Linked DNA regions of Mus musculus: regions 1 and 3 are each linked to region 2. Evidence: chromatin loops called from intact Hi-C (ENCODE). Cell type or tissue: gastrocnemius. All regions are shown on one strand. Links, peaks and the distances in the headings refer to the core of each region. The heading gives the core; the rest is flanking DNA. Region 1 overlaps Myo18b (myosin XVIIIb). Region 2 overlaps Crybb2 (crystallin, beta B2). Region 3 overlaps Myo18b (myosin XVIIIb).

Evidence for each region. A loop is a pair of places that touch in the nucleus more often than their neighbours do. Peaks named below come from ENCODE experiments on the same cell type or tissue, not always from the same donor. Only the 100,000 strongest peaks of a DNase experiment are listed, where the experiment ranks them.
Region 1: a loop joins it to region 2, with 2.9 times the contacts of the local background. A loop is called at or near these places in 5 of 42 quality-filtered maps.
Region 3: it touches region 2 in a loop (8-fold over the local background); 39 of 42 quality-filtered maps call a loop at or near these places.

What each region holds. Positions count from the first base shown.
Region 1 is chr5:112,843,159-112,853,105 of GRCm38, reverse strand. Myo18b (myosin XVIIIb) reads left to right here. Exons shown (of 44, transcript NM_028901.2): 13 at 6,662-6,835; 14 at 9,812-9,902. Among named protein-coding and RNA genes, the nearest start is that of Myo18b, 48 kb to the left of the region's middle. In gastrocnemius, for the core only: a CTCF peak has its summit at 4,038 (motif pointing left); DNase peaks (open chromatin) are centred at 1,335, 3,411 and 4,030; H3K27ac peaks cover 369 bases.
Region 2 is chr5:113,050,432-113,060,378 of GRCm38, reverse strand. It overlaps Crybb2 (crystallin, beta B2), which reads left to right. Exons shown (of 7, transcript NM_007773.4): 7 at 1,861-2,121. The coding sequence ends at 2,029. Among named protein-coding and RNA genes, the nearest start is that of Gm22740, 11 kb to the right of the region's middle. In gastrocnemius, for the core only: a CTCF peak has its summit at 5,845 (motif pointing right); a DNase peak (open chromatin) is centred at 5,862.
Region 3 is chr5:112,866,178-112,876,124 of GRCm38, reverse strand. It overlaps Myo18b (myosin XVIIIb), which reads left to right. Exons shown (of 44, transcript NM_028901.2): 4 at 799-2,232; 5 at 2,564-2,630; 6 at 3,629-3,741; 7 at 4,528-4,704; 8 at 7,733-7,931; 9 at 9,639-9,781. Among named protein-coding and RNA genes, the nearest start is that of Myo18b, 25 kb to the left of the region's middle. In gastrocnemius, for the core only: a CTCF peak has its summit at 5,156 (motif pointing left); DNase peaks (open chromatin) are centred at 4,854, 5,170 and 7,835; H3K27ac peaks cover 247 bases.

The sequences.
Region 1 (9,947 bases), core at 1,029-9,028, 210 kb after region 2:
TTCGGTGTGTCAGAGAAGGCTCTGTGCTTTTAGACTCTGTTTCTCTGAATAATAGTGGAAGCTGATGTCCCTTAGTGGTTGCCCGGTGGGAAGTGCTGCTTAAGCAATTTTACTCCCACGCAAAGTGCTGCTGATAGTACTGATGGTGGTGTTGATGGTTGTGAGGTGGTGCTGATGGTGGTAATCAGGGTCCTGGTGATGCTGATGGCAGTGATGGTTATGATAATGGTCATAACATTGATGCGGCTGATTAAGTAGTTTCTAACGGATGTATTGAGCGACCCAGGCGGCCTGCTGTTGCAAAGAGCATGTGGCTGTTGAAAGGTTGTAGTTTGATGTCCCTCCTGGTGTCCGTTTTTCTAGCAGAGTGGCCTGGGACAGGTCACTCAAGGCTCTGCTATTGGTCCGCTGTCATCCTCTATGACACCCTCTGGCTGACGACTCCCTGAGTCCCCTGTGAGGCTCTACCTCATGAGTCTGCCTTTACTCTTAAATGGCCAGTGTTCTGGAAAGCAGCCAACCCATTTTACAGATGAAAAGACCAAGGCCCAGTAAGAGATATTGTTTGAGATATCACAGCTAGGCTGAAACAGTCTTAGGACATCTGACCTCTGGCTCTTCCCACAATCTCCCTGTGGGAGCCATGAAGGGTCCCTGTCACCTATCGCCCCCTGGTTGTGTCATTTTGGGAGACCTCCCCAGGGACTATTCCTTCCTCTTGTGAATTCTCAGTGTACAGGGTACACTAGAGACCCTGAGAAATCCTACACCAAAGCAAGCCTGCTGGGGTCAGTCTGAAGTCACCCCACCTGCATTTCCCACGGGACTGTCACCTCCCAGAACAGCTTGTGTAACTCCGCAGCAGTTTCTAGATGGTTCTCTGTGCAGATGTGTGCACAGCAGAGATGATGCTGGTGCCTGCTTCCTCCAAGGCAGAGGGAGCCACGTGGGTGGGTAGGGCCATGTTGCCTGTGGGTGGAGCAGGAAGCTCTTTAAGAGTGGGGGAGGGGTCATTTCCCACGGTGCCTGTGATAGCCCTTCTAGATAGAGATGTTGTTCCCAGATGTTTCCTTGGTTGGCCTTTTGCTCCCGATCCCTCTTTTCTGAGGGTGGATGGTTCAGGTGAGGAGCAGGTCATGGCTTCGGTGTAGAGCTGGTGCCCACAGCCTTGCTACATCTCCACACACGCTCCCCTCTGATCTCTGCAGGCCTCATTTTGAGAAAGATGGCAATGGAGGGTTAGACAGTCAACCTCACTTCTCAGGGCATTGCCTGGCACCAGGTGGTGGTGGAGGTGGGATTTGAACTGGCCTGCTTTGTCTCCAGAGCCAACTCCTTCTTGTGGCAGAGCCACAGCCCTGGCTTATCTCCTCTCTGCAGGTGGCCTCCGTCTTCTCTGGGCTTCAGAATTGTAAATCTCTGTGTGAGGCAGTGGGAGCCAGATGCTCTGGCATTATAAATAAGTCCCATAATGTTGAGTAATTCAGGAACAGCTCAGCTATTGTTGGAAGGAGGAACAACTCGGTTATTAATAAATGCAGGAGGTCACGGTAATTGATAGCAATTGAACCCACGGTGCGCAGGGACAATAGCTGTGCCATTGTCAGCTTGTGTGCATGCTCTCTCCCTCCTCCCTCCTTCCTCTGTCATCCACTTCCTTCTCCCTCCTCCCTCCCCCACCTCCTTTGCTGCTTCCTTCCCTGTCTCCCTCCTCCTCCCCCTCCTCCCCCTCCTTCCCCTCCGTCCTTTCTTCTCTGTCCTCCTCCTCCCTCTTCCTCCTCCCTTCTCTGTCTTCCCTCTCACTCTCCCTTCTCCCTCCCTCCTCTGTCCCCCTCCCTCTCTCTCCTTCTTTCCTTCTCTGTCCTCACTCTCCCTCCTCCCCCCCCCTTCCCCTCTTCTCTCTCCTTCTCCCTTACAAACCTTGCCTCTGAGAGTAGATTTGAGTCCCAGACTCTGCAGCCTCAGGATCTGCGCTTACTCCTGCCCTTCTCCCTCTCAGTCCTCCTCTCAGTCCTCCTCTCATTACTGTGCTGCCTGCCTGGTAGCTCTGGAGACAGAGTAACCTTGGGGTCTCTTCCAACTCAACCAGAGTTTCCCAGAGAAGAGTCTAATGGGACCTGGGAAGTGTTGCAGGCTCTGTTAAGGCATCCTGAGGTTACTTTGGGCTAAACACACACACACACACACACACACACACACACACACACACACACCCGCCCCCCGCTGGAGACTCACAAAAGTGGCTTTGAAGGCCCTGAGAAGTCCCATAGAGATGACACTTACCCAGGCAGGGGTATGGTACAGGGATCGGTTTCCTCGGTGTGTGACCTGGGAAGAGACTTTGACTGCTTTCCCTCCATCTCTTTCCATCCTATATTTTGAAACAAGGCCTCTGGTTGAACTTGGGGCATTCTGATTTGGCTAAGCAAGCTACCGGCGCCTGTCTCTGCCTCTCCACGGCTGGGATTGCATGCCTGTGCTGATAAACCTGGCTTTTTCTCATAGGTGCTGGGGATACCATCTCATGCCCTCCCTTTACAGACTAGGCCATGTCTGAGCCTCTGTTTCCTCTAGTGTGTTAGATGAACTCTGGGGAGACAGACACCAACTCTGAGGCCAGCTTGCCCTGTTCCATGCCTCTGTTGCCACTGAGAATCACTGAGTCAGCTCTGCCCTGCCTAGGTGACTGATGGTTTGAGCCTGGCCTCACTCAGACAAATGCAGGTAGCCTCTGGGGGAAAAAACAAGATGACAGCAGGAGAGAAGGCAGCTTGCTGAGAGGTTGGCTTACTTTCTGGACCTTTTCCTAGGCTGCCATCATTTAAAGTGAAACCCAGCTAGACACTGTTGTCTGTGATCACAGGCAGGTGGCCTATCCTGAACCTGTCCTTGGCTAGCTGAGGGCAAGATGCTGAAGCAGGTGTTCCAGGACACGGGTACACATGAGACATGAGCCTAGAAGTGCCAGAAGGGCTTGCTGAGATCTGGGGAGCAGGAGTGGGGCTGCCTGCCCCCTGGCTACAGAGGGGTTTTGTTTTATACCAGAAACGAAAGAAATGGCTGCCAGTCCAATGTGCAGTGGGGAATGACCTCCGCACTCAGGGAGATGCCCCAGGCACAGCTTTGGGAACTCTAGCTGGTGCTGAGAAGAGCATCCAGCAAATGTGGGCAACCCTCTGCAGCAGGCTGGGGGCAGGGAGAGACACACCCTGTCCCTGTCAGAACTAGTCCAACCTCTCTCTTTGACAACCCCTTCCTGACCCTCTCTGTCCAGCTCCCTTCTGTTTTATCTTCAGCTTGATCTCCTGCTGTCCTGATGGTGGGCTGAGGGTCCAGATGGCTGGTTTCTTTGGGTAAAGCGACTCTCGTACATTCTCTTTTCCATGTCATTCTCTTTTTCAAGTGTTGGTGGGGAGGCAGGGGACAGAGTGGCCAGAGCTGGCTGTCAGCCATTCAGCTCATCCACTCCTGGACTCATTCCTCCCTGGGTGACTTATCAGGGGTCTGGTGACAGTAATGAACCCTCCGCATCCATGGAAGACAGAATAGCGGAGTCGCTGCCGCACAGGGTCTGGCCAGGACCCTGTTTGCTTTCTGTAGCATGCTGGGCAGGAAAATAGACTGTGTGTCTTGGTCACACTCTCCTGGAGGGTTTGTGAGCATCCCAGAAGTGTCCCTGGCACGTAAGCCCCACGCAAATCTCAATGGCTGTCATTACTTTTAACTGACGACCACACGGAGGTACATCCCTGTTTATCTAGATGCTGGGGCATGTTCCCCTACCCCAACCTCGGTGTGGGTCCTTCTGAGGAGCACAACAAAGTCCTTAGAGGGGGTTAGTAGAAGACGCTGGGATAACCCACGACCCCATTTCAGTAGAGAAGTAGCTTTAGTCAACTGAACCCCTAGAGGGGACGCTGGTTTCCAAAGCTAGCATTTTCCTGGTATAAGACCTTACAGCCATTTCCTGAAGCAGCTGACAGACCTGTAGCTGGGCCCCTGCACGGCCAGGGCCTGGCCAAGAGCGCCCCCTGGAGTTTATAGGTGGAGACACAGCGGCGACAGTGTACTGGGCATGCCTGCCTTCTCCACCCAGTCTTTGAGCCTAAAGGGATCTTTGGAACTCTCACGACATGCCAAAGGTCATAATTGTGCTTGAGTTGTGGTCATCCGCGAATGGCAGTGGTGGAAATTGTAATCTGAAGCTGTGATCTTAGCCAGGGCCTTCTTTCTCCCCCTCGGGTGGCTCTTCTGAGCCCTTGGCTTTCCTGGGGTGCCCGGAGCAGCTGCTCCTGTCTGAACCAAGGCAAAGGAGTCGAGTCTGGGTTCAACACCTGGGCTACTGGCCACGCCCCCAGCAGGCCTCCCGTAACTCCTCCCAGAAACCTCACCGCCAACCTCCTTCTCCTCAGCTTCACCAGACTCTGCAGGTCACTGCAGGGGATGGGGGTGGGGTGGGGTAGGGGGCAGAGACTCCAGGGCAGATGTGCACAGTGGTGTGGGGTGGGGTGGGGTGGGGGAGGGGGCGCGGAAGACAGCAGTGGGGAAGCCGGCTCTTGTTAGAGAGTTCCCAGGACCCTCCTGCCCCCTCCCCACTCCCGCCCCCACCCCCACCCCCACCCTAGGTCTGGTCTCATCCAGGGGTAAATGGACCATCCGGCTCCTCTCCAGTGCCTGCTCAGCTCCCTTTTTAAGAAAGAGAGAGCTGGCTTCAGCATCGCGGAGGTAACGGATCTAATTAGAATCTAATGGCCTGCTGGCGCCCGTGTCGCGTATGTGTTTCTACTTCTCTCTTGTGACAGGCGACAATGATTCTCATTGGAGATGGAGCACTAACGTCTCCCTTTACACATGTTTGTCTGAGAGAAATAGACGGCTCGGTTCACGTCAGGAACCGTGTACCCGGGTCCTAAGGATGTGCTAGGTGACATCTGAAGGATGGGGTGGGCTTCAGAGGTTGCGGGTTCTTCCACTCGGTGGCTCTGTGTTGTCCGGCGATCCTCTGAGTCCCTTTTGTCACCTCTAAGCGACAGCGACCACCCACGTTCACTGCTCTGGCACCCCAGAGGTGAAGGTGGTGATGGGGGGGGGGTGCGGGGGGAGACGAAGTTCAGGCTGGTTAGTCATGGGCAGAATCTCCCCCAGGGTTCCCATTTCTCCCCGAGACCGACTGTTCGATTGTTCAGTTGTCTACTTGGCCCACTGGGCCCTGCCAGCCTGTGGGGTAGCTGAGACTCTGTTTCAGAGAAAGAAACACATTTGCAAGGAGACAGAACTCTTGAAAGGAGCGCATTGTGATTTGTTTTAATTAGTCAGTTATTTGTATTTGGGTCACAACATCAGCCCACAGCTACTGTAGGGAATTTGGAAAATGTCAGCTCCTCGCCCTGTCGTGATCCCCGGCTGACTATGTTCCTGTTTGTCATGTAATTTAAAATAATTTGAAAACATCTATTTCTTTGCGTAGCATGCACAGACAACCTGCAGGACTTAGTCCCAGAATTCTGCCTTGAGGGTCCTGGGGATTGAACTCTGGTCTTTCAGACTTGGTGGCAAGCCCCTCACCTGCTGAGCCTTATCACCATCCCCTCCCTGCTCTCTCACTGTGACAGCATTTTAGAAATGACTTCACATCCTCTTGTGGGACGGTTCCTTGTCACTTTTACTTAAGCTTTTGCTTGTAAGCATGCTCCGAGCTCCACGAGGTCAGGTGGTTTTAAGTGGCCTCCACTTGGCTGCCCTCCTCCCTGCTGTGCTCCTCATTTCTGTCCCAGGGCCTCTCTACCAACTCCTAGTCTCTAGGTTCCTTCCTGGTCACAGCTGAGCCCACTGTCATATCCTCCCAGGGTCCCTCTGAGCAGCACATGCTAACACAACCACCATCTCTCTGTGCCCACACTAGTCTCTCCCTGCAGCGTGCACCACCTGAGATTATCTCACCGACTGTCTGTCTGCTTGCTTCTTTCTCAACCCCTTGCCTGGACTGTAAGCTGCAAGAGGGTCATCATTTGACGTGTGTGACTTGCTCTCACGTCAAAGGTTCTCAGTAAACATGGGCTGAGCATACGGGTGGCTGGTTGGATATGTGGCTGGGTAATTGGGGAAGTGGCTGTGTGGGTGAATGGGCAGGAAGGGGTCGAAAGGTAATGGGCATGCACATAAATAAATACATGGGTATGCACATAGATACATACATGGATGTGCACATAAATATATACATGGGTATGCACATAAATACATACATGGACATGCACATAAACACACAGGTGTGTACATAAATATATACATGGGCATGCACATAAGTAAACATGGACATACATATAAATAAATACATGGACATGCACATAAACAGACACATGGTGTGTACATAAATACATACATGGGCATGCACATAAGTAAATACATGGTTTGCATATAAATGTATACATGGACATGCACATAAGTAAATGCATGGGGGTGCACATAAATACATACATAGGTGGATATATCCCAAGTCTACCCTATCTCCATTTAATGTGTTTCTCTATGTTATCTTTAATGGCTTTAAAAAAAAAAAAGCAAAATGGGTGTGAAGAGGGGAGACTCCCTGAGGTGATCTCGGGCATGCAGCTACCCTGTGTCTGGCATCTCACCCCTCATCTCTTCCCCATCCTCTGTGCAGTGGGCCGGAAGCAGTTCATGCGGTTTGAGTGGGCCAACCACGCTGCTGAAGCCCTGGGCTGTGACTATGAGGAACTGAACACCGCCACCTTCAAGCACCACCTACGGCAGATTATCGAGCAGATGACGTCAGGGCCGCAGCGCCAGGGCCTACAGGACAATGAGGCCTGCTCAGGTATCGAGTCCTCAAGGCTACATTATGGGGGGCTGGATCTTGCAGTGGCTGCACTAGTAGCTGCACCTCATGCTTTCCCATGTTTTCTTATGTTCAGCAAGACTCCCTTTGAGTGTTCTGTGCACATGTGCAGGAAATCATTCCGCCCTGTCTGGTGTTTATGGTCAAATGGTTCACTCTGGTCAGGAACCAAGGAGGCCACTGAGCCCTGGGAGGATCCTCCACGCGGGGAGATGGGGCACTCAGGCAGCACCCAGGGCTTTGTGTTTGTGAGATTTTGACAGGCAGGGGAGGCAGACCTACCTGTGTGAGGGATGAGAGCAAGGCTGGTGTGCTGAGGACTGAGAGGGAGGTGGGGAGAAGATGGAGGGCACACAGAGAAGCTGAAGAGTGGCTTAAAGGGGCTGGGTGTGGCTTGCTTAGCTCACTGGGAGTGTCAAAAGCTGAGCAGCGACTAGGAGGAGAAGCTGAGAACCTGTAGAGATCACAGGCAAGGGCTGGGGCATGACTCAGTGGGGAGAGCTCCTGCCATGCAAGCATGGGAACCTGAGTTCGAATCCTTAGAACCCTCCTGAAAAATGGGCAGAGCAGTGCGGCCAGCACTGAGGAGGCAGGGGCTCACCTGGGAGCCACGGTGTGAGTTCTGGGCTCAGGGAGAGGCCTGTGTCAAAAAGTGAGGCACAAAGTGATGGAGTGAGGTGCCAGTGTCACCCTCTGGCATGCAAATACACACACACATACAAATATGCATATACACACAAACATGCACATATACACATGTACATACATATACACACATATGCACATACAAACAAATGTGCACATATACATGTATACACACAAACATGCAATACACACATGCACACACATGCTCATACACACAAACATGCAAACACATAAGTGTACAAATATACACATGCATACATGCATCTACATGTACTCACACACATGCACATAAACATGTTTATACACACATGTATACATACTCACTCACAAACACACACATACACACATCTATTTGCACTCACACACATGCACATACACACATGCACACACTCATACATAAATATTCACATACACACAAACATGCACATACACATGTACACACATGCACATACACAAAAACATACACACACATGTATGCACACATGTACACACACACACTCTTGTGCACACATACCTGTATGTGTGCATGTATGTACACACCTATATAAACATGTAACCTCCAACACATACAGACACATGCACGCAATACTCTCACATATTTGTATATGCAGGCACACACTTACATGAACATGTAACACTACCCCATCACACAGACATACACAGCCACTAGATGAGAGGCGACACACTGGACCAGAAACATGGCAGTGGGAGTGGGATGGGGTGGCAAATGCTGGGTCTAGGGTAGACACTGAGGTGACACAGAAATCCCAAGGGGCATCTTGGATTGGGCATAAGCAGCTGGTGAGAGGTCTGTACTCACCAGAGCGAGTCTGCTGGGCCCTGAGGCTGTGCCTGCAGAATATGGAGGCAATCAGAGCCCTAGGACCCAGGGAAGCCTGCAAACTCTCTGTAAGCAGTCCTTTGTCAGACACCAGGGATTGTGATGATAATAGGGGTCTGTTTGACCTAGCTCTAGGGTACAAACTTCTTGACCCTGGGGGGTCCCTGGAGCAGTCTACCGTCCGCTAAGATGGATGCCTCTTCTGTTTCATGAATACAAACATACATGTGTGCATAAATACATATATGGATATGTATATAAATATATACATGGGCATGCACATAAATACACAGGCATGCACATGAATATATACATGGATGTGTACATAAATATATGCATGGGCATGCACATAAATACATACACAGGTGTGTACATAAATACATGGGCATGCACATAAATGCATACATGGATACTGTGCTCTGCTGTCTCCTCTCATTTGTAGCATACCACACACATGAACTGCATGTTTGTGTATGCACACACACACACAGATGCTTGCCTATAGCACGAGTGGAAAAGACAGGTGCAAAGTACACACTCAAGACAGACAGACAAGCAACACTTCTTGAGTCTGAGTTGGTCTGTCCAGCAAAGGTCTCAGAGACAGACATTAAGCAGACAGGGGACTTGTGTGCCTCAGATCAATACTCTGAGGCCGTGGGTTGCCTAGCAACAGCCCAGGGTGGGGATGGAGATAAAGGAGGGATAGGGAAGGCTTGAGAGCAGCAGTGGGCAGGCTGTCAAGAATGTGCAAGCAGAAGTATTTGTCTTGAGGGGCAATGGATTCTAATTCTGTGAAGGGAACTGGATGGGAGGTCAAGAGCTGTGATTGGCTGCTCTCTGCTGCACAGCCTCATCAAGACCAGCTGCTTTAGTGAAACGTGTTTGTGACCCTGTGCTCAGTCACATCTGAGGCCTGCTAGGCTTTCCAGTCCTCTAGCACTGGGGAGGAGCCCTCTGCTGCTGTCTGCTACTGTTCTGTGCCTGACTTGAGCCTCTGCATGGATGGAGTCCCGGTTTCTGGCCATTCGCTCTGCCTGGATGGCCGAGTTATCACAACAAAGTGATTCTGGCCAATTTAAACAATCAGAGGACATTGTGAAGCCAGGCTGCTCTGTTTCTCAGAATCTCTCATCTGAGTAAAATCTTAGGAGTGAAGCGATGGAGTCTAAGGATGAACCTGTGCCTGCTTGTAGAGAAAAAAGACAAATGAACTCGCTTCCATGCTGTGCCCCATACTCAGATGGTTCCTTACTTCAGGGCACACCCAGCCTCTTAATGGAGACATAGATTAAAATAATATGGAACATGGATGTTTGTACCTTGACCTTAAACTATGGGCACATTATTTGAGCGCAGAGTGAGTGTCTCTTTACTCTGGTGACCCTGGCTACTTGGTATCGATGCCCTTGGCCTCAGGAGAGGTCATGACCTCCATTTACTAATCCCTTTCTGTCTCCCCATGCCAGGGCTGAAGATGACAGGTGTGGAGTGTGTAGAGGGGATGGCCTCTGGCCTGTACCAAGAACTCTTCGTGGCTGTGGTCTCCCTCATCAACAGGTAACAGTGTTCTTGTCTGGCTGAGGCCATGTCTCTTGCAGCGCT
Region 2 (9,947 bases), core at 972-8,971:
CTCCCCTACCTACCCACTCCCACTTCTTGGCCCTGGTATCCCCTGTACTGGGGCATATAAAGTTTATAATACCAAGGGGCCTCTCTTCCCATCTTCTGCTACCAGACATGCTTTTCTATTGGGAGAAGCACAGCTCAATGGCTGTCTCCATAGCAGTGTGATGGCAGTGTGGTAAGGGTAAGGATTCATTCGGAGGGCTTTGCAGTTAAGAGTGCTTGCTGCATGAGCAGGGTTACTTGAGTTAGAATTCCCACATTGTGTAAAAGTCCAAGTGTGTTTGCAGGCCAGGTGTGGCTGCACATGTACACACCTGTCACCCTGGCACTGTGGAAGATGGGGACAAGAGATGGCTGTGATTTGCTGTATACCGGGTTAGCTCCAGATTGAGTGAGAGACCCTGTGTCAAGGGAATGAAGCAGACAGTGACAGAGCGGGACAGCTGATGTCCTTCTCTATGGCTCTAAGAGCATACAGGTGTGCCCCTATCCCTGTATGCTCAACACACACACACACACACACACACACACACACACACACACACACACACACACCACAGCAGTCTGTCAAGGTTGGATACATACCTCAAGTCAAGTTCACAGACACAGAGGGACAATACACATACTCCTGAGGGCTGACTTTCTTTTTTCAGGGTAGAAAAGGCAGTTTATTAAGGAAGAGCAGGGCACCCTGAAACTGGGAGTGGGCTGGGGGTGGGTGGGTGGGTGGTGGGGTCTGGTCATTCCTGGATCATCATACATCCCCATGCATTCAGAGAGAGTGACAAGTCTCTGTGTGTGGGCTCTGATTCATGCAGCCTATGCTCTCAGAGTCCCTAGCCCGCTGCCCACCTTTCTTCCATACATCACTCTTAGTGCTTCTATGTCCTGCCTTCTGGTTACCACCACCTCTGAGGTCCCAGAAGTCGTTTGGGAGAATGGAGAGCAATGATCAGTCTTTTTGGAATAGGATTCCCTAACTAGTAGCAGCCCGTAATCAGCCCTACTGGCAGTTTGCACCACAGGAATTGGGGGATGCTTCCAATCATGGTGTTGGACCCCAGCAGAGCTGCCTTGAACATGTGCCCTGGCTTCCTAGGGTTTCTCAGGCCCCTTCGGTATAAATCTCTCTGTACACCTAGGCATCGCCCTCGGCTGCTTTAATTTGCCCATCGCTGCCAAGTGTCTTACACTGTGTAGGTACTCTATATTTGAAAGGAGACGGGGGTCTAGCTCTTGCCTTGTGTCCTCCAGAGGGACAGCTGTCAATCAATTGTTAAGACTCCACACAAACCTAAGGGGCTTCCCTCAGACTCTTGAGCTGAGATCCAAAGGCAGAGTTGGAATTGCAGGGCAGAGAGGGCCCAAAAGTCACCCAAAGAAAGCTGTGGTGAGAGGAAGCCTTTGGGAGCCATCCTGTTCTCTGTGGTGGTATGTGGCCATGTGGCTATGACAGAGCACACGACTGCAGGGCAGGGATGAAAGTGTCCAGAGTCTGTCCGGCAGGACCCTCTGCCTGGGCTGGAGACAGTTGTCATTTTCATCAAGAGGTCGAGGGTTACTGATAGCCTGCCTGGTCAAGGCTCTGAATGTGGGTGGGTGGTAGAGGATCCCTTCTATCTCCTCCTCTCCTTGAGCCTTGTTGCTGGGCATGGGGTTAAGACAGGATGTCCTGAGGCGGCATAGGAGCCCATGTGATTTTAAGCCTTTGTGGAATATCCAGTGTGTGTGGGAGGTAGTGAGCTCCCCATCAGGGGAAGGAAGCAAGCAGGGGCATCCTGGTCTCACCTACCTCTTCTGATGTCAGGACACTCCAGCTGGCTTCTTTTGACCTCACCATGTCTTCCCGTACCTCTGCCTGCAGGTGGGTGGGGTACCAGTACCCTGGCTACCGTGGGCTGCAGTACCTGCTGGAGAAGGGGGATTACAAGGACAACAGCGACTTCGGGGCCCCTCACCCCCAGGTGCAGTCTGTGCGTCGCATCCGTGACATGCAGTGGCACCAGCGAGGTGCCTTCCACCCCTCCAGCTAGAGCCCTGACCCTCCCCTTCCCCAGGGTCCAGGCCCGCCACCTCGGAGCCTCCTGACACCCAGAGTGAAGAATAAAGTGTGGCTTGCAACTTGTTTGCTGTATGTCTTTTATCCATGGCGTGCCTGGGGCACATGTGTGTGCATGTGATCATGTGATGTGTGCATATGTGTGTGTGTGTGTGTGTGTGTGTGTGAGAGAGAGAGAGAGAGAGAGCATGTATGTGCATGTGGGGGGGAGAGAGGAGGAGGCAAGGGGAGGGGAGGGGAGGGAGAAAGGAAGAGAGGAGGGAAAGGGGAGGAGGAGAGGGAGAGGGAGGGTGGAATTGAGGAGGGGGAGGGAGAGGGGAAGGGGAGGGATATGGAGAGGGAGAGAGAGGGAGAGGGAGGGGGAGAGGTAGGAGGAGGGGGAGAGGGAGGGGAAGAGGGAGGGGAGGGGGAGAGGGAGATGGGCAGTTAGCAGGCATCTGGACTGAGGTCTGTAAGAAGAGCCCATTGAAACTTACATCTCTGCCACTCCATAGCCATGTGTCTGAGAATACACCAGTAATGGCTCCCTGAGCTGTTGTTTATTTGATTTACCTTGCAAGTAGCCAGTGTGGCTGATGTTGTGGGCCCCATACAACATGCTGCAGAACAACTCAGGGGTAAGTGACAGGTGCCTCCTGCCACCCTGGCTCTGTCATCACCACAGATGGGGCAGCTGCTTTTTGGGTTGTTCTGTATCTACCAGAGGATCCAAGGCCCTGTTGTGTCCACCACTTCTCAGTACGCATGTGCCCAGGTTTACTGCTCCCTGCTCTTCCTGGGGTGGTTTGGTTTGTCCTGTGACTAGGCTAGGAGATCACAACCCAGGAGGAGGGAGGCTGCTCACCCCAGGGAACCTCTGAGAACCATGCTGTTCTCATGAGGGGTGAGCAGGGACGGAAACATCAGACATGTGTGGGTGGTAACTGGATTCGTCCCTTCTGTGGCTTATGGTATAAGGTGGATGCTGGGGTCTAATTCTCCTCACCTCCCTTCTGATAGCTCTGAATATCATTTAAAAATTTAGCATACTCGAGCCTCAAGCTCCACCCACCCTCCCACCCCCCTCCGCACTGCCATGGTTTGCACAGCTCTTAAGAGAGTCTCCTTAACCCCAGGACACATATCCAACACCTCTGAGTGTTTCAGAGCTTTGCTCTCGGATCTTGCTTTTTCTAAAGTTGATTTCTGTGTTGAATGTGGTAAGACCCAGTTTCTCCTTTTTTTTTTAATTTTCACTCTTGGCAGCTGCTGGCCTGCAGGGCACTGAAGAACCCTACACGGGGTCTGTTCATGGGCTGTCTGCTCTGCCCCTGTCATCTATGTCTTCTGACCCTGTTGTTATCAAACCTCTACTTTGTAGGCGGGGTGACAACCTCCAAGGGTTTAGTCTGCAAGAAAGCTTGGACACTCTTGTTCATCTAAAGGTTCTTTAGAGGCCCCCCTCCCTCCTCCCAACATGGGAAAATGGGAAACTGAGGGGGTATATCAGTCTGTGCCCTGTTACTGTAACAAAATACCAGAGGCTGGCTACTTGCAAAGCAAGAGGTTGGTTCCACAGGCTGGCAGCCACCTCTGGACAAAAAAAGTCCCTTTTGGAAGGGTGAAAGGGTAGAACAATGAAGGGAACCAACTGTGGGCACAAGGGGCTGAGCTGACTCTGGTAAGGATGTCCCGCATGCCCACCTCTACAAGACCAGATTCATGACTTTCAAAGATGCAGTCCCAATGACTTTAGCCCCCTGTTCTAGATCTTGCCTCTTTAAAATGTTTAAGATTTATTATTTCCTGTTATTCATATGAGTGTTTTATCTGCATGTACACATATGCACCTCATGCATACTTGGTACTGGATTTCCCCCAAACTGGGATTATTATGGGTGGTTGGGGATCATTGTGTGGATGCTGAGAATCAAATCCAGGTCCTCTGCAAAAGTATCTGGTGCTTTTAGCCACTGAGCATCTCTCTAGCTCCACAGCCCCGAATCACCTCTCAGCACCACCACACAGTGTGTGTATGGCGGGAAAAGTGTCCACAATGTGTGTGTTTGTGTATGTGTGCGTGGGGGGGCTATTACTTACAGCAGCTGAGCTGTGGGAGGCCCACTTGACCCATAAGTGGACCAATATGTTACAACACAGTACAATATAATACAATGTTACAATACAGTACAATACAATGTTAATGGCTTCTTCTTCTGATTCTTGCTCATTCTTCAACCACCACTATCAAGGGTCTACTTTCTTCCTGGGACTAAACAAGATGGGGAGTTAAGCCCAGGTGATTATTATTGATCGAGTTGCCTCACTCATGACTTGCAAACCTGCCCCCAGGAGCTCAGAAGGCGGGGATGGGAGGGGGCAAGCATTCTTTGGATGCTGGTTGGAACAGATATAATGAAATGGTCCTAGAGTCGAGGCCCCTAATCCCACATGAGGTGTCCTTATGAGAAGGAGAAATAGACACAAACACACAGCCATGGAGAGTTATGTGGGATTGCTGGTCTCGCTGTCAACTTGATGGGACTCACCTGTGGGACATGCTCTGTGTGAGTCTTCGAGGGGATGGCCAGGAAGAGTAACCAAGGGTGATGCCCACCCTCAAGAAGCAGCACCTTCCAACGGAAGGCTTGGATATAAAGAAGTGTACTGATGGGGGGCAGGTGGGCCCACCTGCCTCCACTCCTGCCCGAGAGAGTGCGACCGCTGCTGTGGCTTGTCCTTCGTGGACACTAGCCTTCAGTGTCTTCAGCCTTGCTGTGTGGACTCGACACCAGCCCCCCCACAGAAACTTCTTGAAGAGCTATCCTGGGACTTCCTTGCATCTAGCTTCATTGACTGAAAGGCCCCTGGGTTCTCTGGATATTCACTGTGGGAGGAGCCATTGTTGGATGATCAAGCCCGGCTGAGCCAACGAAATAATTATCTTTTTTATTATGTATTTTACTACATCATTTCTTTATTGGTTCTGTCCCTCTAGGGAGCCCCAACACACCACACTAAGAACGGTATATTGCTTTCATCACCGGAGTAAGAACGTTGGAGGCAGCAGACTGGTGGAGCTGGCTCCCTGCAACCTGTGGGAGGAGCTGATCTGACAACACTTCAACCAAACAGGAACAACACCCACCTAGTTCTCTGTCCCAGACCCTCCCCCTCCCCTGCCCCAACTCACAGGATGGTGGCAAGAGAAAAGAGCCACCCCTAGGACAGATGAGGTCATCCTAAGTGTCGCAGTTTAAGTGGAGGTGTGGAGGTGTGGAATTTCCCAGGTGAAGTTGAGGTGATCCTTGGGGTGTTGGCATCCTCACTTCGTGGCGATGGCTTCCAGGAGCCAGTGCCCCAGGAGGAAGGTGCAGCTGAGTGACACTTTCTGAGTAGCTCCTCTTTCTCCCGAGGCATCCCAGGTCAGGTGGAGATGCTCAGGTTTGGGAGGAAGGGGCAAAGGTCTCACCAGTCAATGAGGCTATCTAGTGGTGGCCATCCTCAGAAAACAACCCCACCTTCCATTGAGACTCTGGAACATAGGGCGTGGCTTCCATAGGGTGGGACAGGGACTTGGTGTGTGAAATCCAGCAGGTCATAGGTTCTCTTGGGCCTGGATTCAAGGACTTGGTGGCTAGTCTTAGTCCCTGGCCCCCTTGGTCACTGTAGGGTGTTTTCTGTCCACCCCGCCCCCTTCTTTCATCCCCCACTTTTCCTGGAAGGCCACATACCGTCTCTCTGGCCTCCAAGGACCTATCAGCCCCTCTTCCCAGCCTTCGGGGAGCCATTTCCCGCACTGGCCACGAGGTGTCAGCAAAGTGCCATCCCCAGCATTCTGTCAGTCGCCGAGGTGAGCAGGGCCTCGCGTGCGCCCTGGCAATTGAATTGCTGGGAGGCTGAGCCCTCGGGGGTCCAACGCAGGAGCACTCGCAAGGACTCTGGAAATACAAGATGAGTGCAGGGAATGATCAGCATTTCGTCTCATGCTTCCAATCCCCGGCACAAAAGAACACAAACCACCACGGAGACAAAATAAATAAAACTGTTTTATTTTTGGCCTCATAGAGGCCAGGTCGCTTGGAGTCGCTCAGTTTCTTTTGGGTCTCTGCGCTGACCGCCTCGCGTGGGCACCCACGAGCCTTTCTGGTGCCTTCCGCACGAAGGACCCTGCGCATGTGTAAATCACAGCACCGACCAAGTCCCACGAAACTTCAGGAATCTTAAATTTGAATTTCAGTGGTGGAGCACGCCTTTAATCCCAGCTCTTGGGAGGCAGAGGCAGGTGGATTTCTGAGTTTGAGGCCAGCCTGGTCTACAGAGTGACTTCCAAGACAGCCAGGGCTACACAGAGAAACCCTGTCTCGAAAAAAACCAAAAAACCCGGATCTTTCTTAGGCCCTCCCAGCCCCCAAGCATTTAAAATATGAAAACATTGTGTAAAAGGATTTGTTGTGTGGCTGGGAACACACTGGCGCCATCCTAAATACCACATTCCCACATGGCAAGTGTTCCATGAAATTTTGTAGTCACGGAACAAAAGAAAGTCACAAATCAAGGCACTTTTAAAACACTAGAGGTGGCATCAGGTAAGAGGGTTACAGTAACGCAGAGACATCACAGCTACATCCCAGGTGCTGTCCGATAGCTTTCTCAGCCTGTTGGTTGGTGGACACTAGGGGTGTGTTCATACATTACAAAGGAAGTACCTAATGGTTGCAAAAGCAGCTGGATCAGGCACGGAAAAAGTCAATATATATCAAAGGGCCAAAGATACCCCAAGATCATTTGGCCCTGGACTTGGCAACATTTCAACCTGCCCATGTTGCTACATTTCTGATCAGCCACCTAGCCTTGGTAGACTTTCTATTGCTATGATAAACACCTCGAACTTAGGGAGGAAAGGGTTTATTTGGCTTACACTTCCCCATTGCTGTTCATCACTGAAGGAAGCCAAGACAGGAACTCAAGCAGGGCAGGAACCTGGACGCAGGAGCTGATGCAGAGGCCATGGAGGGATGCTGCTTATTGGCTTGCTCCCTGTGGCTTGCTTAGCCTGCTTTCTTAGAGAACCCAGAACCACCAGCTAGCTCAAAGATGGCTCTGCCCACAATGGGCTGGGCCCTCCCCCATCGAAAATATCCCACGTTTGCCTACAGTCTGATCCCATGGAGGCGTTTTCTCAACTGATGCTTCCTCCTCTCTGATGACTCTAGCTTGTGTCTAGTTGACACAAAACCAGCCAGTACACAGACAGCCTTTTTCCTCCAGTTCTCCTTCAGAACATAGATCAGGGTAGCTCTGCTGCAGGCCTCAGGTGATATTTGGTGACATTCTTAGCTCTTGGGTTGGCTAGTGACATGTTAACATCCTTCAAAAATGTTTCTCTTGGAAGTCAGACGTTCTGGCATCCCTCGCTCAGCCATCTTCCCCGCCCCTCTGTCTTTCCTTCCTCCAGCTCCAGATAGGGGCTTTCTATCTGCCCACATCGACCCTGATTCATCTACCCTCACCAGACCCCCACCATCAGCTCATCAGCCCCTCCCCCCGCAACTGTGTTGGCCCATAGCAGGCTTCCCTATTGGACTTTGAGCTTCACCTGGACAGAACCCTGGTTAGCTCACCCCAGGGTCCCCAGTGTGTCACACAGCCCCTGAGACAGAGCAGGTATGTGACAGCTCATAGCCGAGCAAACGTGTGAAGGCGTCCCCTCCTTACCTCCTTACCCCCAGATTTCAAGTGCAGATATTCTTGGTAGGAAGGAATCATTGGGGGCTCACAGTGGGGTGTGCCTTCACTTGTACCCCAGGGAACTCACTCCACCTTGGCTGGATGGGGTCCTAGGACCGCTGTGTCTCCTCTCGGTTTCTCTACCTTCCCACCGTCTCACTTGCACATGCGCTCATGGTGTGAAAGACAGATCCACCAGGAGCCAATGGCTTTTATTTGAAGTCTGTTCCACTTAGCAGCGGCCTTTGCCACTCCCGCAGGCTCCCATCAGGCACTGGAGAAGCCATCAGCACCTGGCTTATTTGCTTCCACACAACGGTGGATGCCTCACACCTGACACAGGAGCCACAGAGTGAGAGATGGAAGATTGCTCATTTCCCCAGCTGCCCGTGGGTTCTTTGCAGCCTCTGCCCCACGTTGCATCTCAGCCTCTCTGGCTGGACATTGGGTGGAGGGGATGGAGAGTGAGGATCAGAGCTTTTGGAGGTTTCTTGTAGAGATGTCGGTGGCCTGGCACAATGGTCCCAGGTTTTTAAAAAAACGCTGTCTCATTATTTCATTATTTTATGTGTATTCTTGTTCTTCATGTATGCTTGTGAGCCTTTGCATGCCTGATGCCCCCAGAGACCAGAAGAGAGCATCAGTCCCCGTCCCCCGCTCCCCGGACCTGGAGTTATAGATAGTTGTAAGCTACCATGTGGGTACTGGGACCAGACACCAGGTCCTCTACAGGAGCAGCTGGTGCCCTTAACCATTGGGCCATCTTTCTAAACCTACACAGGTGGTTTTGTAGCTTTTTGGCTAATTCCTTGGACCGTGTCCTTCTCCTTACTGAAGTGAAGTCTCAGTGAAGGCAGATGCCAGACCCAGTTCCCAGTTTGTTTAGTCCCCAAAGAGTAAACAAAAGGAGAGAGTAAAAAGAGAAAAAGAGAAGGAACTCTGTAGAGCTCTTTCACACACCATTCACACATGGCTGTTCACACACATACCCGTCCACACATGGGTACATGGGTGCTCATACACACACACACACACACATACACACACACACACACACACACACACACACATCCACATATGGTTGTTCACATGCACACACCCATCCACACGTGGCTGCACACACACATGCACACACACACACACACACACACACACACCATCCACATGTGGCTGCACACACACATGCACACACACATACACACACACACACACACACCATCCACATGTGGCTGCACACACACATGCACACACACACACACACACACACCATCCACATATGGCTGCTCACATGCACACACCATGTACATGTGGCTCCTCACACACATATACACACTCACAAACACACACACACACCATCCACATGTAGCTGCTCACATGTACATCCATTTACATATGGCTATTCATGTGCACACACCATTCATATGTGGCTGTATACACACACACACACACACACACACACACACACACCATCCTCAAGTGGCTGTTCACACACACATGTGCTTCCACACCTGCATCTAACCCCTAACTTACTTCTGTGTTTTCATCTACTCATTTGGACTCTCTCCACAGACTTTTGGCCATGGACCGGGTACTGTGGGAACTGGGCTGTGGAGGAAGAGCAGGCATCTTTGTCAGCCAGGGAGCATCTGTGAAGTAGCACGGACAGCCCATTTGGCCTCTCAACTGTTTCCACAGCATCGGTTGTTTTTAATGAAAAGAACTGGAGTTCAGCCTTGATTTATACAGGAAGTTGTTAGAAAACAACAGAGAAGAAAAGCAACACACACACACACACACACACACACACACACACACACACACACACAGCTCTGGGAAGGTGCCAGGGGGACGGAGACGTCCACCTTTTCCAGGGAATGCACTGGTGAGCTCTGGACAAATTCAGAGTGAGGTGTCCCCTGGTGCCACGGCCTTGAGGACAGTGCATGTGGATGCTATGGGATGTCGAGGCTGGCCTCCACTGTGTGAGAAATGTGAACAGACTTCACCCTGTGTCTGGGACACTAGGGTGCAGGGTGAGACCTCTGAGGGCTTGTGTGGGAGGTGAGAGAGCTTCCTATGTGAGGATGCTCTGTGGTCCTCTCTTTTACATGCGCTGATGAGTCAGAGTGTATTATTCTGCTTTCTGCTTGAGATATTTTGTTTACAGAGTTCCCACAGATACT
Region 3 (9,947 bases), core at 1,037-9,036, 180 kb after region 2:
TTGAGATGTGTTTTAGTCAGGGTTTCTATTCCTGGGCAAACATCACGACCAAGAAGCAAGTTGGGGAGGAAAGGGTTTACTCAGCTTACACTTTCCACATTGCTGTTCATCACCAAGGAAGTCAGGACTGGGATTCAAGTAGGTCAGGAACAGGAGCTGATGCAGAGGCCATGGAGGGATGTTACTTACTGGTTTGTTTCCCCTGGCTTGCTCAGCCTGCTTTCTTAAGGAACCCAAGGCTACCAGCCTAGGGATGGCACCACCCACAGTGGGCCCTCCCACCCACTAATTGAAGAAATGCCTTACTGTTGGATCTCATGGAAGTACCTCTTTAAGGGAGGTTCATTTCTCTGTGATAACTCCAGCTTGTGTCAAGTTGACACAGAAAACCAGCCAGTTACAAGATGGAAATATAACAGATATATCTACAGCAGCTACTGAGGACTGACCGTGTGCTGGGCCACCACCAGTCTTTATATCCACCCTGCATGGCAGGTCTTTATGATCCTTGTGTTATTGTCAAGAAATTGGCTCAGAGAGGAGGAGAAGGAGGTTACCCAACACCACACAGTGAAAAGAGGCAGAGTGGCATTAAACTCCCTTTTGTTGGATTCCCGAGTCTACCTTCCTCCCCCTGATTCTGTGGACCCTCAGCCGCTATCTAGGCTGAACCTCACTGTCAGGCACAGATTCTGAGGATGTCAGAAGGGCTTGGGTTTCTTTGTGTGGGTGAAACTGGGAATGATTGGCTGTTGGTCAGTCATGCAGCAACTAAGCACATTATGGTCTCTTTCCTAGATCCCAGCAGTTCCAACTAACCAAACCAACAAGACCAACAATGTCCCCAAGCCTGGAAGCCAGCAGACTTCCCAGGACAGCTCATCCACCACTCAGAACAGCGCAGACATTCCAGGAAAGGAGCCCCCGGGGGCTGGTGACAAGGACTCCACACCTGTGACCAGCACTAGTGGGGAGAGACCTCAGGAGTCAGGTCCCACAGGAACACCCGCCAAAAGGACACTGCCCTTCAAGAGGGGCGTGAGGAGGGGCGATGTGCTGCTGATGGTGGCCAAGCTGGATCCAGAGTTGGCCAAGGCAGATCAGAAGGTCCAACCTCGTGATGTCCCCGTGGACAAGACCCCAGCTCCAGCCAAAGATTCTGGAGGGACAAAGAAAGGGGTGACCACGGGGACTTCCTCTGCCCCCCAGCCTTCTATGCCTGAGAAGACTAGGACTAGGGGAGTTGGAGATACAGGCCAAAGCACAAAGGGTGGGAAATGTCAGGGCACAGAGGGAAAGGGGAGCCGGGACCCCCAGACCATCGGGCAAAAAGAAGGTGAGTCTCAGAGCACAGAGGAGCAGGGGACCAGGTCCCAAGCTCAGGAGGCAGGAAACAAGGAGCAACTGGGAACAGCAGAGAAAGAAGGAGGGGGTCCCCCAAAGAAGATGGAAAAAGAGGATGAGCCCAAGGTTGCAGGGGCTGAAGTCAGACCTGTGGAACCCCCAGTCCCGCTAAGGAAGTGGGGAGGTTTCTTGGGTTGGAGAAGCAAGTGGGACAGTCCTCAGAGCAAGGACAGAGTAACAGAGTCACATCGTAAGGATGAGAAGACCGGCGACTTGCAAAGCCCAGCGGTAGACAGGAGCTGTGGGCAGCTAGCAGAACCCACAGGGCAGCCATCAGGGCCCACGGGGCAGCCATCAGGGCCCACGGGACAGCTATCAGAGTCCACGGGGCAGCCATCGGGGCCCACGGGGCAGCCAGCGGGACCCACGGGACAGCCAGCAGGGCCCACGGGGCAGCCAGCGGGGCCCACGGGACAGCCAGCAGGGCCCACGGGGCAGCAGCAGGAGGCTCCAGTGAAGATGGAAGGAAAGGTGGGGAGACCTCAGAAAAAGCTGGTGACACCAAGGAAACCCCGAGAGCTCCCTGGGGTGGCAGCGAAGACTCAGAATCCTGAGGAAAGCTGCAAGGCCCCGGATAGGATTCCTACAACGGGGATATCAGCAGAGGCTGCAAAGAGGGACGGCCAGCCAGAGAGCAGGGTGCAGGGAGCCGGGGAGCCCCGTGTGTGCACAGAGGAAGAAGTGGATGTGGTGAAGCCTCAGGCAGAAGGTCACGTAGAGTCCATTCCTGAGGTCGTCATGGAAAGGCTTTCTACGCTGAGGCCTATGGAGGAGAAGCAGATCCTGCAGGACCCGGATAGAGGGGGCCAGAGTGGAGACTCGGACCAGGTGATGGGCTGTGGACCCTAAGGATGGGATAGGGGAGGCTACGGGGTGGACATAGGGCTAGCCACAGCCCAGCACTCCCCAGGAGTGTACTCCCGAAGAGCTAGGTCCCTAGGCCCCACACGGCCCCTCCCCAGGCTAGATTTCGCCTATTACTACTTAGTGGTTACCGCGTCCCTTGTTACCCACAATTCTCTGTGCCGGCACCATGTGTAGATTCTCAGGCCGTGCCCTGGTGGCTTCTTGAAAGGTCCTGCGGGAGAGGTTAGGGGTCCCTACATCAACCCTGGGCTGGTGGTTTTTGCTGGTTAGGAGACCTTCTTTTTGCTCCCAGGCTTATGAGGATAGATGGTACGAGGCACAGAAAGTCTGGCTGGTGCAGAAGGACGGGTTCACGCTTGGTAAGTGGGCTCAGGCTGGCCTGGGGTTTGGGGAGGGGAGTCCCACTTGTTTCTCATGTCTTTCCCGCCACCAGCCAGTTTTACTTCATTCTCGAGGTAAGCAAGGAGGTAGGGGAGAGGCTGAGATGAGGATGGCACCAGTAGCTGCTATGGGGCAGAGAGTCCCCATCCCCAGTCCATTCTTGTTGGCCAGTGGAGACTGAAGGGCGTGTTCTGAGAAGTGATTCTGTGTTCCATTTGTACTGTTTGCCCATTATCATCCTGATCTGACCTAGGGGTGTGGAACAGGTCGGTGGACTTCACCCTCTGAGGGGCCTGCTCAGTGCTAACCTTTGTCTCAAAAGGGCTTGGAGCAGTGCTTCTCAACTTTCCTAATGCCCCGACCCTTTAACACCGTTCCCTGTGTTGTGGTGACCCCCCAACCATAAAGTTATTTTCATTGCAACTTCATAACTGTGATTTTGCAACTGTTACGAATAGTAACGTTCCCATGGTCTTAGGCAACCCCAGTGGAAAGGGTCATATGACCCACAGAGAACTACTGGCTTAGGGGTGGCAGTACAGGTTCTTTATGTGAATAGAACCTTTCAGCCTGTCCCAAGTTCAGTCTCCAGCTTCCTGGACTGTCTCAGAGACTCTACCCTTCCCTCCCTTCCTCTCCCTTCCCCTCTTCTCCCATTTCCTACCCTCCCTTCTCTTCCTTTCTTCTCCCCTCCCCTCTCTTGTCTTCCCCTCCTCCTTCTCTCCCTCCCCCTCCTCTCCCCTCCCTTCTCCTTTTCCCCTCCCCTCCCTTCCCTTCCCCTCCCCTCTCTTCTCCCCCTCTCCCCTTCACTCTCTCCCCTCCCTTCCCCTTCTCTCCTAACCCTCCTCCCCTCCCTTCCCCTCCCCTCCCCTCCTCTCCCTCCCCTCCCTTTCTATTCCCTCCTCTCCTTTCCCCTCCCTGCCCCTGCCCTCCTACCCACCTTTCTTTCCCCTCCTGTCTCTGGCTGTCCATGCAGCAACGGTGCTTAAACCAGATGAGGGAACAGCTGACCCGCCTGCTGGAAGGGTGCGGCTCTGCATCGATGCAGACAGGACTGTCATCGAAGTGGATGAGGAGCAGGTCCACCCGGTGAGTGTCCCCTCCTCCCCACCACTGCTCTGTCCTCTCTGTCCCCACCCCCCATGGTACTCAGGGCTCTGCTGATGGGGCTCCATCATGGGATCGTTCACTGTATCTTTTAGCTCTTTGTGAAGACAAGCCTGCTGGCTCCTGTTGCCGTGGCTCTGACTGATCTGAGCAGGAGATTACTTTTCATTTTGTGAAAACCTTTCCATAGACGTGTTTCTGTTTTCACCCTGGGAGCTAGGGAACTCAGCTAAATGGGCAGGTTGCCATTGAAGCATAGATTCCAATGGTGCATATTTTGGGCATCAACCTTTCCCTTAGGGGGCTGTGCATACCTCTAAGGGACCAAGGCACAGTGAGCTTTGGTAAAGGAGGTGGTTGGCCACTGGCTTCCACCCCTGGGTGTCACAGGGCACGTCGAGTGTTCCTCTCCAGGACTTAAAAAGCAGATGATGTGAAGAGGCATGTACCCTCAGCAAGCCAAGCATGGTACACTTGGGGTTTTACTTGACCTGTCTTGGAGACAGCAGCCTCACAGAGCAGTGCACCCAGGATGTGGAGACAAAGCAAAGGAGATAGACAGGCCAAGGAGAGAGCCTGTCACTTCCCTTTGTGCACTGGTCTTTGTCACATGCCCTTTACATGACAAGACCAAGCAGTGTGTGGGGCACATGTATGCATGAGGGTGTGTATGCAAGCATTTGTCCATGCACATATCTGTGTATGTGTGCTGGTGCTGGTGGGGTAGGGGCCAAGGAATCCAGAGGAGATCCTTTGTGAGTTCTTTAGGCCAACCCCTCTGAGCTGGACCAAGCTGAGGACCTGGCTTCTCTGGTCAGCGTCAACGAGTCAAGCGTCATGAACACGCTTCTACAGCGCTACCGGGCTCAGCTGCCATACACCTGCTCGGGGCCTGATCTGATCACCCTGCAGCCACAGACGACCACAGTGCCCTCTTCAGGGAAGGTGAGGTGGGGCAATGGTCGGGGGCAGAGACAAGTGGAAGGCCCCTCGCCTGGGTATTATAGGGGAGAACTGACTGTCAGCACCCCGGAAACCCTCAGCTATGCTCATGATGGGAATCTTGGATTTGGCAAGCACCAGTGACCCCATGCTCCCTAGAGGGGGATGGTGAGCTCTGGTTCAAAGCCAAGGTGTGACACTTTAAACTAGCCATGACACCCACCTGGAAAGCCATTTCATGGACACGCAGAGGAGCTGGGACAAAGTTCAAGCTGCAGCTTCTCTGAGCTCCTAACGTTAGCTAGATTCTCTGAAGTCTCATACATCCACCTTCATGTGGAGATAGAAGCTCTGTTCACCCTGGTATTTATTTATTATCTCTTGAACGGAAGAAAGGGCATTTATGATTGGGATTAGTAATGAAAGCAAAGGTTCATGGCGCCACCTGGTGGAGAGTCATGGACTACACCGGTGTCCTCTGTCCCTCGAAGCTGTTTGCTGGTGACTAGTGGGCTCTGAGGAAACGCCAACCCTGCTGCCCTGTGGGCTTCCAGGGAGGGGAGACAGGAGAGGCCACTGATGGTAAAGCCCACGGTGGCTGAAATGGACTGGACACCTGTGGGCAAGGATGGGGCTGGAAGAAGCCAGTGGGGGCGGGGCACGTGTCACAGGTCCTGGGTGTGACTTGTGTAGGGACAGACTCACAGGACCCTGGGCTGCAGACAGATAGACAGGGGCATGGAGGAAAGTGCAGGCAGATGGGTAGATAGTCCCTAACAGTGGCCCTCATCTGTCACTTAGGGCTGTGAAGCCACACTGAGACCCATGGAGTAATGTCCACTCCGGGTCTCTCTTCTCAGACTGGGTATTGTAGATTGATCAAATGCACCTGCAAACACAGGCACAGGGAGGGCCCTGAGTGATGCCACCCTGGCTCTCCCTGTGAGGGCCACTGAGCTCTAATCTCCTTCCGTCTCCAAGTCTTCCTGCCTCTCAAGTCTCATAGGAAGCCATCTTGGCCCAGTCAGCTTCTGGTCCCCAAACAGCCATCTGACCCACATTGGCCTGGGACTAGGAACAGCTTGAGTATGGTCAGGACACAGTGAAGGACATGTCTCTTGGGGTTGGAACATGTTGAAGGGTCATATGAGCACACATGTGGATGTGGGGTGCAGCTGTGCACTCTGCAAAGAGGTCCAAGGCATCACTTGTAAGGCTGGGGGTGCCCACGGGTGTCAGGTCTGCAGCATCCGTTTTCTTCACAGCGTGGGCCAGGACACAAGTCTTCAGGGTAACTGCAGCTCCAGGCTCAGACCCTAGGATCTTTGGATGCTCCAGGCTCTGAGGCTACCTCCAGGAAGGCAGGCCTTGTCCCGTGGCTCCCACTTTAAGAGCTTACCTAGCACTGGTTCCAAGTGGTTTGGGATAAAAGGTGAGGTGAAGCCACTCTAGTCCTGGTTCCCCAAACTACAGGTCTGAGCTATGAGGAGGACCTTCTGGGTGTGTGTCCGGTTCCTCCCCGTCTTAGGGAGAAAAGGCAGGGCTAGGCTGGACCCCACAGCAACTATGAGGTCTAGTGGCCTTGGGTTTGCACTCCTGTCCTTTCTAGGATTCCCATACGCCTGGGCGTCCTTGACCTCTCTGTCTCCAAGGGTGTTTCTGTGTAGACTGTTAAGGTCACCTGACATGACCAAGGCCACTTGAGCAACCTCCTTCGTCTTAACCCTGGACACCATGGAAGATCTCCTTAGCCCCTTCTGGGCTCCAGGGCCACTCTTGTCTTCCTCTGGTCCTTTAACACCCAGGCTCCTCTGGGACTTTGGGAATGATTTATACACCAGAGAGAGCAAGTTGCTCACCCTTCCTTCCTTCCTCCCTCCCTCCTTTTCTTCCTCCCTCCCTCCCTCCCTCCCTCCCTTTCTTCCTCCCTCCTTCCCTCCCTTCCTTTCTGTCTCCCTTTCCCTCCCTCTCCCTGTCTCTGTCTTTCTGTCTGTATGTCTGTCTGTATATCTGTCTGTCTGTCTGTCTGTCTGTCTGTCTGTCTCAGGGTTAGGAGTATTGGATATGGAACCCAGGGTCTCTCACATACTAGGCAAGCACTGTACCACTGAGTCACATCCGGTGTGACCCTCTCTTTTAAAACTCTGAGATGGTCCCATTGGGTTGCCCAGGCTATGAACCCCTCTATCACCCAGACAGGCCCCAAGTTTGCAATTCTCCTGCCTCAGCCTCTTGAGGAGCTGCAATCACAGGCTTAGGCCTCCATATCCAGTTCTTTGTCTCTTTAAAACCCAGATTGAGGAAGCACGACTTGTACCCAGTTCAGTCCAGCTTTCTCTGGGACCCTTTCTTGTGACTGTGCGGTGTGCGGTGCTTGCCATGGGCCTGCACAGGATAGCCATCGCTTAGAGAGATGTCTGCTCTCTCTCTCTCTCTCTCTCTCTCTCTCTCTCTCTCTGTGTGTGTGTGTGTGTGTGTGTGTGTGTGATCAGTCTCACCCACTGACTTTCCTCAGAACTCCTAGATATGCTTTCTGTTATGCTCGGTGTGACCTGTGACGTAAGGATCTCTGTGACCACACCTTCCTTTCTCTTGGGCGTGTCCCTGGAGCAGTGTGTGGGCCATGTGATGTATGCACAGCTTTCTGTGGAGGAAGCTCCAGCCAGCACATTCAGCACCTGCTTGCATTGTCTGAGGGTTTTTGCTTACGACATGTCTTCATTGGAACCCAGCAGTGACTGCCCAGTCAGTTTCTTGGCCAGGGAGATGGCTCAGTTTGTTTTCACGGCAGACATCACTAATTGATAGCCATTCCCAGTTCCCATGTTCAATATTACTAATCAATTGTGCCAATTTCCCCGGCTACCTCATTGAAGGTGAATCGTACCCAATGATTTAACTAACCGAAGCAATGAACCCTTTCTGGTTGAGCCTTTAATGAGTATATCGGTCGCTCAGGACTTCTAGTGATCTAGCTGTAGATGACACTTGCAGGCTGGCCGGGAGGCTGACACCTGTCATCTTGTGGCAGGTACCCCGTGGTCGGCAGGATGGCTTGCCTGCCCACGTAACGTCCCTGGCCCAGCGTGCATACTGGGCACTGCTTAGCCAGCGGAGAGACCAGAGCATTGTGGCCCTGGGCCGGAGTGGAGCTGGGAAGACCACCTGCTGTGAGCAGGTTCTGGAACACCTGGTGGGTATGGCAGGCAGCGTGGACGGCAGGGTGTCAGGTATGGTGGCCCACAGGTGACAACTGGATGGGAACAGGGAGGGGAGATGTGGGGGTCCTGGGTGGCTGGGGGGGGGGGAGATCCTGGGTGGCTCTTCACTACTCCTGTCTAGCTGTCATTCACTAAGCACAGATAAGTAAGGGCCCTGTGTTGGCTACTGACCCAGAAAGCTAGTGCTCTTTTATATACCTCTGCCAGGATAACAGTGCATCTCTGTCATGACATTGGTAGCCTTTACAGTGGTCACACACTGGGACAGCACCTCTACCAGGATAACAATGCATCTCTCTCATGACACTGGTGGCCCTTACAGTGGTCACACACTGGGACAGTAGGAAGCAGAAGCTTGGCTGCCACCTGCTGGGAGCCATCCCATCAGACAGATGGAGGGTTTCTTGGGAGTGTGTGTCCTTGAACAGTCCACAGCCCACTCCGCTGTACAGAGAACCTGAGAAGCAAAGATGAAAGCAGAGCTGAGAGCCGGAGACAGAGCTACGGAAGGCTAGGATGCTCTAGAAAGTGCTCCTGTGCTGGCTGGGGGAGAGGCCGGGCAAGAACACAGGAGGGGTGTAGTGGGCCTTAAAGACCGTCCGTGAATAGCATGGATAATGATAACTGTGGTCACAGCCGTCGGTGTGGCCATCTCCAGGGACCCTGTACCGGACCCGCTTCTAAACAACCACAAGAGCTCTGTGGTTTGAATAGGACGGGGGTGGGGGAGGATAGCGATTATAGCAGGACACTGGTGGGATAGCGATTATGATTTGAGATTTATACATAAAGGCATTGAAAACTGGAGAGGTTTACTAGGGTTCTCAGTCACACTGTAATGTCTCCATGGAACCTTCATAGACATTTCTCTGCTCCTTTTCATCTTTCTCCTCCTCCACCCCCATACACACACACACACATACTGTTTATCTAGAAAGCATACGTGTGCACAGGTGTGTGCATGCATGTATACTCTAGATGAACATCATTTTCACACTCTCCAATAATAGAATCTGTCCATCCTGGGGACACTGTCCTCCGGGACTTACACAGCGCTGCACCAGACGGCACCGGCTATACCACCATTGCAGACCATGGGTGCTTTCTAAGCACTGAGCATTGTTAAGCTGATCAACCTTTCAGAACTCTGCCAGAAACACAGTTGCCACTCCAGGGAGGGTCCTCCTGAATTGTGAAGAAGATAACTGTCCCTTTGCAAAAGGCAGAGCCCCCTTGGGCTTCTCTTAGAGGCTATACCTGCTGTCCCCCCTTTCTGTGATCACTCTAAGCACAGGGCTGGGAGCTGGTTTAGACTCTCTCACAGACTGGTTCTGCTGTGTATGTGAATGTGGGAGACAGGATGTACCCAGAATGTGGGAGACAGGATGTACCCAGATGTCTCCAATGGCACACAGGGCTTGTGGGTGCTCAGAGAATATCTTTGGGGAGATCCCAGAACTTTCAAGCCCTCTCATGGCCTTCAAGTGTTAGGAGGATCACACACACACACACACATCACTCAGATCGTTTCTATTCTACTCATGACTTTGAGAGTCGGGGTTGAGGCAGCTGCTGGGACTCATGGAGTGACTGTAGTTCGAAGCTGAGCTGTTGCTCACCAGAGCTCCCACCTCAGAGAACAAAGACCAGGATGGATTTCGAGAACGGTAGCCTTGCTTAAGGCACAAGTGACACCTCCCCTCTGTCTCCTGACAGTGGAGAAGCTCCGGGCTACCTTCACTGTCCTCCGGGCCTTTGGCTGTGTGTCCACCGGCCACAGCCGCAGGGCCACCCGCTTTGCCATGGTGATGTCATTGGACTTCAATGCCACCGGCCGAGTCACAGCTGCTCAGCTCCAGGTGAGGCTTAGGGATGGGCACGGGCTCTTTAAGGTGTGGTGTCCCCAGCCTGTACCCACATTTCCAGTCAGGACCCTGGGGTGACAAGAGTGTTGGCACCCTGGAATGTTAAAAGCAGCTAGCATGGCGTGGCTCTGGGATGGGTAGGAGCAGAATCTAGAGGCTT